Regions from separate parts of the Homo sapiens genome. Here region 1 is linked to region 2. A link is an interaction called in ENCODE POLR2A ChIA-PET data of the cell type or tissue named here. Cell type or tissue: A673. All regions are shown on one strand.

Region 1 (5,000 bases), 120 kb after region 2:
CACATACAAACTCATGCATGCAGGTCTACAGAAAACATCTGGGTGGGCAAGAGCACGCCTGCAGCCCCAGCCTGTGTGTGTGCAGGCATGCATGTGAGGAGAAGGAACCTGGAGATACCATCTCTCCACACCTGGGCTCCACCACACAATGAACACAGCTCAGAAACTGCATGCATGGGCCCCAGTACACAGCTCCCCAAAGACACAACCACAGCCCCACAGTCTCCCAAACTGTACATTCTCCGAACCTCACACAGCCAGGGTGGCCCTTGTACCTGCTGCTTCTGCCAGAAGATGCTCTGAGGTCCTCCCTGTGGGCCCAGCCCATGCACCAGGTCCACAAACACTCAGGTGAATTCACATCCACAGAGGCCTGCCTCTCTCAAGGTGAGGCCCAAGGGGCAGCTAACCCAAAGTGAGGCCTCTGTAACCCACGCTGAGGCCCAGAAAGCCATCACTCCAGATCTCAGGCATCCTGACCCAGCCTTTGGGGGTCGGGAGGCCAGTTTAGTCAGTCCAGCCTGGACCCTCTGGAACCCACCCTTGCTCCCAGAGAAGAGAAAACCACAGCCACCTCAACTCTGCCCCAGTGGAGTTTGAAATTGAATCAAACTTCAATCCCCACTACCCCCACCTCACCCCCAGCCCACCACCCACACACACTACAGGGCAAGGCTGGAAGGCCTCCCCAGACCCCTATCAGAGCCTCCAAAAAGCCTAACCCAGCTCTGCCTGCAAATTTCAGTGCAAATTTACTCAGCTCCCTGGGGAGGGCCTTGAGCCGCAGGAGGGCTAAAGGTCACAGAAATAGGCCAAGGGCCAGAAAGACCAGAGAACAGGGATGGGCAAGGGTAGGGATGACCAGGGTGGGCCCAAAAGGGCACAGACTCTGCCTCAGAAGGTCCATCAGAAGCTATGACCCTCAGAGAGACACCTGGGCCCCAGCCCCCTACACCCCAGGGGTGGAGAAGGCCTCGGCAGAGAATCGAAACCAGTACCAAAGAGAGGGAAAACAAACTACCCACATCCAACCTCCACCCTATGCCAGCCACCTCCACTGCCCACGGGCACCCTCCCCTGAGAGAGAGAAAACCACAGGCCCACACCTCCAATATATGGAGCCTAGCCTAAGCACAGCAGAAAAAGGGGTAGGGGGCTAGAGCACCTGCAACCAGCCCCACACTCCTGCCCACTGGGGCCGCTCTCACCCTCAGAAGGTGCCAGGATCCCTTCTCCAGCATCAGCATCCCTAGCTGCCCACGCGTTACACCCCAGAGTCACACACCTAGAGAAAAAGGTGAGAGCTTTCTGAGCCACGAAGATGGGAGAAAGAACCAGAAGTCGGAAGGGTCAAATCTCAGCTCTGCCACTCTGGGTGACCTTACGCAAGTCACTTAACCTCTCTAAGCATCTGTTTACTCGCCTGTGAACTGCCTACCTCAACAACGAGCTGTGCGATTTCAGACAGGAAGTCCTGGAAAGCACCCAGACCAGAGCTTGGCACAGGGGAGGCCCGGGCAACTGGAGCCCTCCATCCCCATGCCTCTTGCCACCACCTTGGTGCCCCTCAGCAGTCGGCCTGCTTTCCCTTGCCTCACCCCACCCAGGGCAACATCTGTTGACGGGGCCAGGAGGGAGAATTACCCATTTCCCAGGGTCTGCTTCCCTCGGATGGAGGAGAGGGATGTGGGGAAAGGGATATTCGGGGTGTGGGTGGAGGCCTGACCACAACCCATTCCCAAATTCCCTTCTTTCATTTCACAAACCAAAAAAGGGAAACCTTTGGATTTAGGGAGGGGAGAAGGGGAAGAGAAATAGACCATTTCCTCCCTTATACTCAGGACAGAAGAGCAGGGGACCCCAAACTCAGCCGGGACTGGCCCCAACCTCTCTTCCTCATTCATTCTCTCTGTTCTCCAGTCTCCCCCAAAACAACGGTTCCCAAGAAATAGAGGTCAGGCAGTCTCAGAGGGGCTGAGAGAAGGGGAAAAGTATTGGGGAGCTTAAAAGAAGGGGAGACTGGGGGTTTCCTAAGCATTCTAGACAGTTAGTGAATCATATGCAAATGACACCCAGAGCTCAAGCTCAACTTGGGCAGGAGGGACTCTAGCCCTGGCAGAAACAAAGCCCTGCCGCCTTTGGACCCCTGTCCCGCCAGGAGCTGGCCAAGCAGGGCAGAACAGAGTAGATTCAAAACTAGAACCATTTAGAAACTTTCCAGGAAAACACACTCCCATACATACAAAGCCACAACCTCTCCCCTCCCCAGCGCCCCTCATATCTGCAGACAGGGGTTGGGGAGCAGTGATGACTACTCCCCGCTTTTTCAAGGGTCCCCTCTGGCCAAGGCTCTCACCCCTCTCCTCCCTGGCAAGCCTACAATCCGGCCACTCGGGTCCTCTGTTTCCTGTCTGTTCACCAGGGTCTGGGCTGCAGGAAGCCAGGTTAGCCCAGCCTCTTTTTATTTATTTATTTATTTATTTATTTATTTATTTATTTATTTATTTTTGAGATGGAGTCTCACCCTGTCACACATGCTGGAGTGCAATGGCGCAATCTCGGCTCACTGCAACCTCCGCCTCCCGGGTTCAAGCGATTCTCCTGCCTCATCCTCCCTAGTAGCTGGGGTTACAGGCACCTGCCACCACGCCCAGCTAATTTTTGTATTTTTAGTAGAGATGGGGTTTCACCATGTTCACCAGGCTGGTCTCAAACTCCTGACACGGTGATCTGCCCGCCTCGGCCTCCCAAAGTGCTGGGATTACAGGCGTGAGCCACCACGCCCGGCCAGCCCAGCCTCATTTTAAAAGAGGCTTCCCTAGGAGGGCTGGAGAAGGATCACCTGAGGGTGGCTGGGATAGCTGGAGGGTGCCTCTTCCCCACCAACCCCACAGAACCCCAGGCCAGCCTTGCTAGAGCTAGGACTGGTTTGAAAATCTGCCCTAGTCAGTGCAGGCCATAAGCATGTCCTCTTGGGAGTTAGGGGAAGGAGGAAGCCTAGTGTCTCACTTCCGGGTGCTACCACTGCCCATTGCCTCAAGACACAGTGCCTTGTCCCAAAAGAATAGGTCCAATGTCTCCACAGCTTGTACTCCACTCAGCCCAGGGTTTTTCCCCAGCTACACAGAGCTGCAGGACCCCCACACGCCATAATCTCACCAGTGACTGGATACCAGGCAGAAAGGGTGACTGGACAATCCAAGCTCGGGGCAGTCCAGGTTCTAGGAGGAGGAAGTGGGGGTCTCTGCTGGTCAGGGCTGTGCTCCCAACTCCTCCATCCCCAGGGGCCATACCCCAGATCCCCCGGGGGACATGGTCAGGACCTCTGAAGCCCAGGGTGTCTGAGAGGTCCACGTAGAACCAGAACTGAAGCCTCCCTACTCCAAGCAACGAGTAGGTGAAAGGGCAGGGGGTAATTCAGGCCTCAAGAAGAGGGACCAACCCACAGGGAAGGAAAAAAAAAATGGGAAGAGGAAGAGATGAGCCTACTGAGGCCACAGCCAGACCACAGAAATGTGTGGACCATACGCAGGCAGCTCTGTTGGGTGAGGGACCAAAGGGGCACAGACAAAAGGGGACCCCCTAGCTTGGAAACCACCGACCTCACATCCAGCCTGGCACGGGGCTTTCCCCACCCTCACACCTTGGCAGCTGCCCCCTCACCACTACCTCCCCTCCATGCTACCAAGCAGGAAGCACAGCTCTCTCACAATGGGGGGACAGCTTACAGAGATACAGGCAGGGCCAGGGTGGGGAGATAGGCTGCAGCAGCCCTCACCCCTCCCCTCAGCTCAGCCCAACCCTGCGTATGCCATATTCTGAGTCCCAGGGCAAACTGCCAGCAGGACTAGATGGTACCAGCCCCCTCTCAGCATCCCACCCTGGGGACCCACGCTGCAGGGAATCCAGGAATACACCCCCCCACCAAGTCCTGCCTCAGGATATCCTTTTGGCTCTGACCCCAGACCAGGCCTGAGTCAGACTGTGCCCTGCCCCATACCCCCCCTCCGACCCATTGACCCCCCCCCAAGCAACTTCCTACTCCACACCCGCCTACTCAGTTGGGGCTAGAACTAGGGGGAATCTCTTCCCCTCACCATCCCCAGCTGAACAGGGAAGCCCACAGGTGGATAGGGATAATAGGTCACAGATCCCCATGGCCTTCCCCTTAGAGAAGAGCGCCTGCCAGACAAGGGAGAAGCGGGTGCAGGCTGTGTGTGCAGGGGAAGGCATAGTCTGCAGAGCCCCCACCTCCCCAGCCCCAAACACATGCAACCTAGGACCCTGCCCCACAGCCCCTTGACACTCCAGCCTGGAGTCCAGGAAGCCACAGAAACTCCCTGGGGAAGGTGGTTTCCATCAGAACACAGGATGGGAGCAGGCTCCAGAACTGTATATGAGGACAGATAGGGAGCACAGAGGTTCCCTGAATGGGCATCTCTATGAGCGAGAGGAACCCCGGCCAGAGGGGACAAGGGCTGCAAAATCAGTCAGACTCACAAAGTCACAGCCACGGTCAGGCACAGCCAGATGCGGTCACAGTCTCCCCAGCACTCAGTCTGAGTAGGTGGCAGTGACTCCTCCCCACAGACAGAAGTCTGGGGGGTCCTGGGGAATCTGGGGCATCAGAGACCACACACACTCAGCCTGAAAGGACCCCCTAGTCAAGTCCCCCAAGTACCCCCCCAGCCTGGTGGGGAGGGGTAGCTCCTTCCCCACAAGAACCAGGGGTAGTGCCCACGGCAGACATCACCATGGCAACCAACAACAAACATCCCAGGAACCACAGTGGGACAGGAAGTGACAGCCACGTGACAGGAAGACATTTTTTTTCTTAGTGTTGGGGGGGTGATGAAGATTGTTTGCACCCCCTGGGGAATCAGCTGTCCCCCAGGTTTCTCCTACCTGGAGCTGGAGGGAAGGGGGACCACTAGGAAGGGGGCCAACCCCTCCTTGATCTGCACAGTGGGTCACAGGACTGACAGGGCTCTCCCTCCCTG
Region 2 (5,000 bases):
CCCAAGAAGGACAGTCCAGAGGGGACTCCAGTCCTACATCAAGTTCCTAAGAGTCAACCAAAGAGAAGACACTATAGCAAGACCCCCTGGCCAAGGTAGGCAGCAAAAGAAGAAACATAAACTTCAGAAGACGAGGACTGTGCCAAGGGGACCATAAGGAGATGGATCCTGAGCCCTCGGTTAGGAACCAGAGAAAGATCTGGGATCCAGGCCCTTCCTTTGAGACCCTCCCAAGGAATTCCTCCAGCCAAAGAAACCTAAGCTGCCCCAGTGATCACCTCCCTCCACACCCCCACCTTGCACAAAGCCATAAGGCTTGAGGATGGAGTCACCGTGTTTCAGGGGTGTAAGCTGGAACTGGGGAGTGGAGAGAAAAAGGAAATGGAAGACCTCAAAGAATTAGAACCAGGCTGGGTGCTCACGCCTGTAATCCCAGTGCTTTGAGAGGCCGAGGTGGGAGGATCACTTGAGGCCAGGAGTTCAAGACTAGCCTGGGCAACATAGCAAGACCCTGTCTCTACCAAAAAAAAAAAAATTAGTCAGACCTGCCTGTGGTCCTAACTTAGAAGACTGAGGTAGGAGGATCGCTTGACCCCAGTACATCAAGGCTACAGTGAGCTATGATTGTGCCACTGCACTCCAGCCTGGGTAACAGAGCAAGACCCTGTCTCTTAAAACAAAAACAAAAACAAAAAAACAAAAAAAAAATTCAAGAATTAAAGAATTAGAACCAAATGTCAGAAGGACAGAGGCTGAGCTGAGATGTGGACAAAGGCCCCACCCTGTTACTTAAGTAGGGCTGGAGATCACCTGGACTTGTTTGCCACAGCCCAGGACACTAACACCAGGGGGCACCCTTCCAACCTGGAAAGCCTTTGTTTTTCCTGAGTTTGCTTTCTTTTAATGACCATAAAAGAAAGTACTAGGGGCCAGCTGGGGTGGCTCACGCCTGTAATCCCAACACTTTGGAAGGCCGAAATAGGTGGATCGCTTGAACCCAGGAGTTCAAGACCAGCCTAGGAAACATAGTGAAACCCTATCTCTACAAAAAATTAGCCTGGTGTGGTGATGCACAGGTGTAGTCCCACCTACTTGGGAGGCTGAGGTGGGAGGATCACCTGAACCCAGGAGGTCGAGGCTGCAGTGAGCAGTGATCACACCACTGCACTCTAGCCTGTGCAACAAGTGAGACCCTGTCTCAAAATTTTAAAAAAGCAAGCACTATTTTGTACAATGATTCATTCCTCTCAGTAAATGGGTAGAATATTCTTTGGTTCAAGGAGTGAGGAAGGTTTTTCAGGAGTTCAAGGAGTGAGGAAGAGTTTTCAGGAGGTAGTGAGCTCCCACCCTGGAAGTGTGGAGAATTAGGGTGGTAGCAGCCTCAAAAATCTCAAGAGATATGGAATAGAAGCATGACCACAACTATGCTTTCCATGCTGAGTTTCTTTTTCTCTCTCTCTCTCCTTTTTTTTTTTTTTGAGACGGAGTCTCGCTCTGTCGCCCAGGCTGGAATGCAGTGGCGCGATCTCGGCTCAATGCAAGCTCCACCTCCCAGGTTCACGCCATTCTCCTGCCTCAGCCTCCCAAGTAGCTGGGACTACAGGCGCCCGCTACCATGCCCAGCTAATTTTTTTGTATTTTTAGTAGAGATGAAGTTTCACCGTGTTAGCCAGGATGGTCTCGATCTCCTGACCTCGTGATCCACCTGCCTCGGCCTCTCAAAGTGCTGGGATTACAGGCATGAGCCATTGCGCCCGGCCTTTTCTTTTTTTTTTAAGAGACAGGGTGTCACTGTGTTTCCCAGGCTGGTCTCAAACTCCTGGCCTCAAGTGATCCTCCTGCCTAGACTTCCCAAAGTGCTAGGATTACAGGCGTGAGCCACAGTGCTGAGCTTTTACGAGTCAAAGTTCACAAATAACTAACCCTCAGAGGATTATTAATGGATATTTGGGATGTTTACCATTAAGGAGGATTAGGTATGCTCACTGAAGCCTAGGGCTGCATGGGGCACAGGGTGAGTCCAGAGGCATGGCTTATGCTCTTGGGTTGGTATGGCCCCATGTCACATCAGAGGGTTACCTACGAAAAGCTAAGCCAGCAAACTGCCTGGCTTCTCCCTTGTTAGGTTCCCCACTAGCCATCCTACTTATCCCCAGTTCATGTCTACACGGAGTAGCACCCACCAGATAGGGAGAGTAGCTCCCTCCTTAGTCTCATGGGGACACAGGGTAAATCCGTATTTGCCTACTCACACAGACAGGCTCAGGCTCAAGAACTGCAAGTGTACACAAACAATCACGTGTCCAGACACACATTCATCCACATGTGCCTTACCCACATGCACTTGGGCACTCTGACCCTGCCCTGGTCAGAGACACAGAGCCAGGGCAGGGCACGCTGACTTCAACAGCTTCTCTGCACCGTGGTTTGTTGACTTTCCATGTAATCTGTAACTTTTCCTTGCCCAACCCTGCTTAACTGGCAGACTGAAGAGCCACCCCAGGATCCACCCCTAAGCACCAGGTTTTTGTGGGGGTAAGGGTTATAGCATTGAGTCTCTTGATAACGTTAACCTTCTCATCTCCAAAACTGGCTAAATACTTGCTATTTCCCTGCTCACACAAGAGTTCCAGCCACCTGGTGCTACTCATCCTGGTAGTGCCCTCTGGAGAAATTCCAATGCCTGTGGGTTCCCCTCTGAGCAGGAGTGGAGTCAGACCTATTCCCCTGAAAAGTCTGACCTCCAAAAAGCTTGTTTGGGAGATGGGACTTCCAAGTAGGCTTGGTCCTCCTACAGCGCCCAGCTTGGAGCTAAGCCAGTTGACATCTGACTATAGGGGAAACCTCGGTCTTTGCTCCAGCAGCAGAGGAAGGGAAGGCGCCAGAGAAGAGGCCACACGGCTTTGGCACCACCGGCTGCAAAGTTTGTGGCGAAAGCCAGAGGATTTCCTCTTTCCTGTTGCCTGATTTTACCCTCACAATTTCTCCCCAACGCCAGCCCCTGGCCCTCGAGAGACACCTAGGCTATGAACTGAGTGGGCCCAGCCATCCCGACCAGAAGTTTCAGCTGTGATCCAGAGGGTCACCCACCTGTCCTGCTAGAAAGGTCTTTTCCCTCTTCCCCTAGACTCTAGCTGGAGAAGCCAAGACCGCTGGTGCTGGGTACCAGGCCCTTTCTCTGAGGTCTGGCTCAAGGGGTATCACCCCCAACAGCTGTGTCATGCTGCCAGCCTCAGAATAAAAAACAGATAAGGCAACTTGGCCTGTTCTTCCCATGTTGACAGCAGCAAAATGCACCAAAGGCCACCCCACCCCTCTCAACTCCTCTGAATGTTGCCCCAAATTTGCTCCCTCGTCCTACCGCTTCCCTAAGTCCCAGCATCAGCTTCTTCATCACCATCTTCCTCATCACTTCAATTTATTGAGCTCTTACCCGATGCCAGACGCCCCAACCCTGTGAGGCAGGTCCTGTTGCCCTCCCCACTTTAAAAATTAGGAAAATGAAGTAGACTGGGTGGAAGGGGAGGAGGAGAGACTTAGCTCTGCAGCACTCTGTCTTTAAGTGGAAAGACTCCTGATACCCGAGGCACCAATACTGCTAGCTTTGCCAGTACTAAATTAAAAATGGGAAGCGGCCATGCTCCTCCCTCCCCCTCCCCACAAGGCACAGAATTTCTGGGAATGCCCTTGTTCCCATGACATAACTGGATTCCCAGTACTGAAGTAGGGGGGCAGAATTTGCTGCATTGACTAAAAATTAACCCAGCCTGCCTGTTCCCTAACCCTGTCCCAAAGGGACTGAGAGCCCAGCTTAGGAACTCCCCGTCCAAACGCTGATCTTTCCGCTGTCCACTCCCCCAGATTCCATGAGTCTAGGATCAGTACCAGGATGCAGAGGTGTGGACTTTTGATGCACACGCCCCGCCTCATCTCTGGTGGCCTCAGTGGTGTTAAGCCACAACCTGGCCAGCACATGGAAAGCTGTGACAGGAGGGCAGGCAGGGGTGGCTGGAGACGGAAAGGGGAGATCTGCCCCTGGGGCAAACAGGAGGCAGCTGGACCATAGCAGCCAAAGAAGGGGGCATGCCAAGTGGCCACCCTCCCCCAGCCACCTGCTGACACTCAGCCCCAAAAGGAAAAGGCAGAAAAAATAGACAGGTACCCTCGACCAAGCTATTCGCGGGCCAGTGGGCCCAAACCTTGGGACCTAAAGCAGACAGTGGCCTACTGACTGTGTAAGGCTAAAAAGATGGGTGGGTAGGGGCTTGGTCGTCTTATCTCACCCACAGACCCTGCAGGGCTGCAGCAGAACTCTAGAGAGTGCCTTTTACATGGTGCCATGTGGCCCAGGTCACAGCAAGGGATTACTTCTATGATGACTAGGAGGTGTGGGAGGGCACGGGCATAGCTTGCTCAGTAGGTACCTCCAGGCTTCCCTCGTCTCTCTCCAGATACCTGCATCCATTGCATGGCTGGAGGCTGGAGGACAAGGCAAGGAGGAAAGGGGGAGGGGCATTACAGACCTTGGCTGTGTCATCCAAAGGGGACCTAAAGCCACCCCATTCCAAGACACCGTTTTTTGTTTTTTTTGTTTATTTGTTTTGTTTTCTTTAGACAGAGTCTCGCTCTGTCACCCAGGCTAAAGCGCAGTGGCACAATCTTGGTTCACTGCAACCTCCACCTCCCGGGTTCAAGTGATTCTCCTGCCTCAGCCTCCCAAGTAGCTGGGACTACAGGCACGCACCACCATGCCCAGCTAATTTTTGTATTTTTAGTAGAGACGAGGTTTCACCATGTTGACCAGGCTGGTCTCAAACTCCTGACCTCAGGTGATTCACCCTCCTCAGCCTCCCAAAATACTGAGATTACAGGTGTGAGCCACTGCACCCGGCCTACTTTTTTTTTTTTTTTTTTTTACGAAATAGAGTCGCCCAGGCTGGAGTGCAATCACGTGATCATAGCTCATTGTAACCTTGAACTTCTCATCTCAGACTCCCAAA

What was found. Peaks named below come from ENCODE experiments on the same cell type or tissue, not always from the same donor. Only the 100,000 strongest peaks of a DNase experiment are listed, where the experiment ranks them.
Region 1: POLR2A ChIA-PET joins it to region 2 with 10 read pairs; 4 of 35 experiments call an interaction of 5 or more read pairs at or near these places.

The regions. Positions count from the first base shown.
Region 1 is chr17:40,322,760-40,327,759 of GRCh38, reverse strand. All of the region lies in intron 1 of RARA (retinoic acid receptor alpha), which reads right to left. Among named protein-coding and RNA genes, the nearest start is that of RARA, 16 kb to the right of the region's middle. RefSeq lists enhancers at 1,463-1,522, 2,559-2,628. In A673, no CTCF peak of the experiment used is centred here; a DNase peak (open chromatin) is centred at 4,779; H3K4me3 peaks cover 187 bases; H3K27ac peaks cover 1,578 bases.
Region 2 is chr17:40,446,227-40,451,226 of GRCh38, reverse strand. All of the region lies in intron 1 of IGFBP4 (insulin like growth factor binding protein 4), which reads right to left. Among named protein-coding and RNA genes, the nearest start is that of IGFBP4, 5.3 kb to the right of the region's middle. In A673, a CTCF peak has its summit at 830 (motif pointing right); no DNase peak of the experiment used is centred here.